Linked DNA regions of Mus musculus: region 2 is linked to region 1. Evidence: chromatin loops called from intact Hi-C (ENCODE). Cell type or tissue: left cerebral cortex. All regions are shown on one strand.

Region 1 (2,500 bases):
AGAGCCTCCCTCCCCACCCCAGCCCCCAAGCACTAATCTTCCAAAGAACAGGCCAATGGGATGCTACAGTGATCAGAGAATACCTGCAAAGACACGGACTGAAACGGCCAAGACTGAGAGACAGTTTGGAGAGATTAAAATCAATTGTAAAGGGAAACCCAGTCTCTTTTCAGAATCCTCTATGATTAGAAAACTAAGCTGTAATGAGTCAACAAGTCCCAGTTTTTAAAATTTTCACCATTCAACCCGAAGAATGTTCAGTGAAGTACATATTATATAGTCAGTGATGATTACAGGCATCATTGAGGACTTGCTCTGGGCCAGACATTGTAATTTTTACACTTAGCACTTTTTAACATTTGATCTGTTTTTCATTCTATGGAACAGGTGTTAACATTCTCTTACTGAGGGCACTTGGATGTAACAAGATTAAATAATTTGCCTAAGTAAATGCTGAACAGTTTAAGACCCATCAGTCTTTGACACTGAGGCCAGAGCTTTTAGCCACTGTGGTCAACACCTCTACTTAGAAATAATTAAGGACATCAGTTCACTTGCTTGTAAGGATCATAGAACAATACTTAAACATTCACAATAATTTGAGTAGGCAGACCTGGAAAAAATGAGACTAATGCAATCTCTGGGGATGTAGAGAAAATATAAACTGTAAAAACAATTGTGGAAGAGTTGACTGATAGTAGGTAAGTATGAAACTGCCAAAACAGCTATAGATGTTTTACCAACTTGATTTGTATTTGGAAATGAATATTTCTTACCTACAACTTTCCTATATACTTTTGTACACTTCTCTCTTCTTTCATATTAACTTCTGGAGGCTTCCATCATTTTGCTTGTGTAAATGAATGCCACATGCAGGGACCCCATTCATGGAGCATCTAGTATTTTAAGCCCTGTCACAGGGTCCAGTGACATTGCTCAACAGGGCAATGTTGCCATCTGCTGGTAGGTTCTTTGAATTGCAGACACAAGGTTCCACAGTCCTTATAATTTAAACAAGTGGTGGTGGCTTAGGAATGGATTCTTAAATGGAGAATGGCGTGTCAAACATTTACAAGAAAAACTCAAGATGATTTTGAGTCTTACAGGGACAAACCCCACCAATTTATTCAAAGAGGTATTTCACTCAGTCTTCTTTGTGAAATCTGTCTAGTTGACCTCCCTCTATAAATCTTTCTGGATTACTTTTTCGATGTCAATAGCATTTGCTAAGAATGATCTGGCTATTTATGGCTGCCCACAAGATTCATGCCTCACTGCCTGTTGGTTGAATTTATGTGATACTATGACTCTTGGAGTGAAAGTCTTGTTTGAAGTAGGCAGCCATGATCTTCACTATAGTCTCTGCACTTGCTTTTTTTTTTTTTTTTTTTTTTTAATCTTTGAGGTGTTTTAAATTTATGATTTCATTTTTGTTTCCACCACAATCTTGTGAGACTATTACCTAGGCTGCAGCCATAAATGTATATAGACATGGTTAGGATGGTCACATTAGTGTCTAAATAAATATTCTTCTCATGTATATGAAAAGGCTGGCCAGAAAAAAAAAATCACAGGCATGGGACTTACTCAAAAGTTCTCATAATAAATTCTTCAGACTCATACATACAGCTGCTAATGATGAGGGTTCCTTCCTTTTTATACGATGTCCTCTGGGTATAATCCTTTATAGATGCATACTTAGTTTACTAAAACAAGCCAGGTATAGGAAACCCATGCCTTGCTTACGTGTGAATCATAATGTGCTGTACCATAGATGCAGAGCTCAAAGGAGGTGGCTCTTAGAACATAAATAATAGGACAATGTCACTCAAGGGATGGAAAACGTCAGTTAGATGGGAGGAATAAGTTCAAGAAATCAATTTCTTCCTAGGACATTGAAAACAATATATTTTATGCTTAACATTTGACAAATGAATATTTTAATTGTTATAACTATAAACACTGTGTGAAGTAAATTTGATGTTCGCTTGGTTTGTCCATTCTATGATGTATACATATCTAAAACATGCTGTGTATCATATAGGTTTAATATTTGCCTATTAAAGGTTCTCCTGATATAAGGGAAACAGCTGGTACTATTTTTTTCTTTGCAATCAAGTAATACTATTCTGACAGCTCTGCTGATATTAGCTAGATGAAACCGCAGGTAACCTGCCCTAGCCAGATGTCAAGCATAGTTTCTGTAGGTATTTAACACATTGTGTTTCCTTGGATAGTTGAGGAGGTAGACACAGTAATGGAATGCAACTCAGCCAATGATGTAACTATGTATCTTATTCTTGTAATCAGTCCTGTGAAGAAAACCAGTTTTAAGTTTGCTAAGAGGAGCCCTTTGGAATATGTTGTATGCCTGCTCTCAGTTTTCTTTCCCCCTTCCAAGTTATAATTATTTACTTTTAATTCGATCAGCAAGTGTTTTAGTAATGGATACATACATGTTACAGGAAACTATATATTACTCATGAAATTTCAGAGACAA
Region 2 (2,500 bases), 480 kb before region 1:
AGGAGAGACCAGGCCTATTTATTTCTCAGAGGGCTGCACAGGGAAAGGGCAGCAATATGCCTGGAAGACATATTCTCTGCAGGTGATGATCAATAGGAAAACGAGACAAGCAGCTCGTTAGCCACTTCTCTCCTTAGCAGCTTACTGGGCCTTGTCAAAACCATCCAAAGCCACAGCCAGCTGTGTTGTCCTCATTATGGAAATGGGCCCACTAGAGCATTGCCCTCTTGGCTAACACCGGGCATTAACGCTGCAAGGATTCTGGTCCAGACCCTGAAGACCAGAATGTGGTCAGCGGCTCCGATTTTCAGAGTATTTTTCAGCATTGACCTGTCTTCTGGTTCCTTTTTGTTCATCTTTCATCTGAATGTACCAAGACATTAGTAATGAGCCTAGAGAGGGATTTTTTTTTCAAGTCTGTACACTACCGCTCAGACATCCCTGCTCAGACAGAGGTGCTCAGCCTAGGTAAGCTCAGACTCCAGATTGGTGACCTCTGGGCTCTGTTGCCAAAACTACCTCCCTACCTGGGAGGGGAAGCGATTCAAGGTCCCACGAGAACCGCTCAACTCCACAGCACAGGTGCAACCTCTGATCCTACCCAGTCAGTCCCACGTCTGTGTCGGTTCTGATTTCTCTCCACCTTAAAAGGAATCGTGGTACTGGCTTTTCCTCCAAATCCTCTTCCCTTCCTTCAGCCATAGAAGGAGGATGGTAAGAGATGGCGTGAATGAGCAGGGAGGACGACGCATTCTGTAAATCAGCTGACTCTTCGCTAAGAGGGTCTGGGTGGTTTTAGGGAACTAGGGAGGAGACTGTTGTCTTCTCACTGAAAATGTCACACTTTAATGCCAGCCTTGGGGAGGTCAGAACCTATGGGGATTTCAGGCTTAGCATTTTCCAAGCATATCTCTAAATCAAGATTTCTTTCTTCTCCTGGGGGGAGGGGGAGGGGGGAGAGGGAGGGGGGAGGGGGAAGGGGAGGGTCAGGGGGAGGGGGAGGGGGAGGGAGAGGGAGAGGGAGAGGGAGAGGGAGAGAGAGAGAGAGAGAGAGAGAGAGAGAGAGAGAGAGAGAGAGAGAGAGAGAGAGAGAGAATTTTTATCGTTTTAGAGTTGATTCAAAAGTAAAAGAAACCTGAACAGGATAAGGTTTATAACCTGTACACTGGAGTTCAGACGAGTGACTCGTGATGAAGCTTATAAGATTCATGATGCTTATGAAGTTGTAAAATCTCTGTAGCTACTGAGTCTAATCTCCTCTCTTCTCCACTCTTTTCATGCTTACAAGTCTCCATCCCTCCTCCCCATAGTACACCTCTCTTCTGGGCTCTGGTCTTGGGCTGCAGTTGCGCGCGGCCACCTCTAGATGGAACTTTCTCACCAATCCAAAGCTAGGCCGGCCAGCGCACCCCTGGTGCAGGGTGGTGCGGCAAGGAGTTCCCGCCTTCTCTCCGCGTGGCGAGAACCCAGTGGAACTACAGGAGGAAGGGGCTCGGGCTTTGCTCTTGGAGCCCAGAGGGTTTCCAGCCGCTGGATGGGAGGGAATCCTGAGGTTTCTGGGTTAGGGAGCTCTTCAGGAATTTTGCGTCTCGATCTGGGCTCCTTGAATCCTCTCCACAAAAATAACAGTCGCCTTGGTTGCCTGGTCCCCAGTGTCCGCAGTGGGGCTATACTCCTCCTCCGGCTCCAGGGGCGAGGTAGAAGGCGTTCGCTGGCACCCTCTGGTGTCCGAGCCCCAGGGCAGGACCTAGGGCGGAACAGCCGCTAGTGGGAGGCAAACTTTATGAGGAAGCACGCGGCTTGAGGGAGCTACTTTGAGCATCACTGAAAAGAAAGCAAGTGTCAGGACACTTGTCATCTGTCGTGTCTTCTTCACGTTCACCCTCCTCGGAGTTGTGCTCATTGGGAGGGAGGGGGTCCTGGGTTAGCAAGAGTTGTCCCTCTCGCTTCGGGTCGTCAGCGGCAGCCGAGCTCACTGCGCCGTGGTGCGGTTCCCTTACTTTTCGTCAGGTGGGGCTGGTATATAAAAACAAAACAAATCCAAAAAAACAGAACTCGGAGTTGATTCAGACTTGAATGTGAAGGGGTCCTGTCACTGGGGTGTCCCTGTCCCTACTCACGTCCGGGTCTCTGCCCCTCGGCGATTACCCCCCTCTCACTTCCCGGGGTGAATGGTTGGTGCGAAGCGATTGGTGATCCCGGGCGCGATCCCCGCCGCGGCTCCCCGCGCCGCGTGGGGTGAATGGCCGCGGGCGGAGGGTCGGGAGGCGCCGGGCGTAGACCAATCGCGGCCGCCGGTGGGAGTATTTGTTATTCACATGGAAGAGACTCGCCGGTGGCTCGGCCGGCTCAGCCCCCTCAGCCCGGAGACCAGCCACAAGTGCGGCCGTGGTGCTCGCCTCTCTCGGTGGCCAAGGCGGCGGCAGCGCTGATATGGAGCTGCGGGTCCCCCGCAGGCTTCCTCACCTCGCCCTCTGCGGGGAGCAGGGTAAGACACCCC

What was found. Peaks named below come from ENCODE experiments on the same cell type or tissue, not always from the same donor. Only the 100,000 strongest peaks of a DNase experiment are listed, where the experiment ranks them.
Region 2: a loop joins it to region 1, with 9 times the contacts of the local background. A loop is called at or near these places in 26 of 42 quality-filtered maps.

Annotation. Positions count from the first base shown.
Region 1 is chr6:27,656,176-27,658,675 of GRCm38, reverse strand. All of the region lies in intron 5 of Grm8 (glutamate receptor, metabotropic 8), which reads left to right. Among named protein-coding and RNA genes, the nearest start is that of Mir592, 280 kb to the left of the region's middle. In left cerebral cortex, a CTCF peak has its summit at 957 (motif pointing left); a DNase peak (open chromatin) is centred at 954.
Region 2 is chr6:28,134,953-28,137,452 of GRCm38, reverse strand. It overlaps a transcript of Grm8 not described here. Among named protein-coding and RNA genes, the nearest start is that of Grm8, 9.8 kb to the right of the region's middle. In left cerebral cortex, a CTCF peak has its summit at 1,361; DNase peaks (open chromatin) are centred at 1,384 and 2,382; H3K4me3 peaks cover 1,141 bases; H3K27ac peaks cover 455 bases.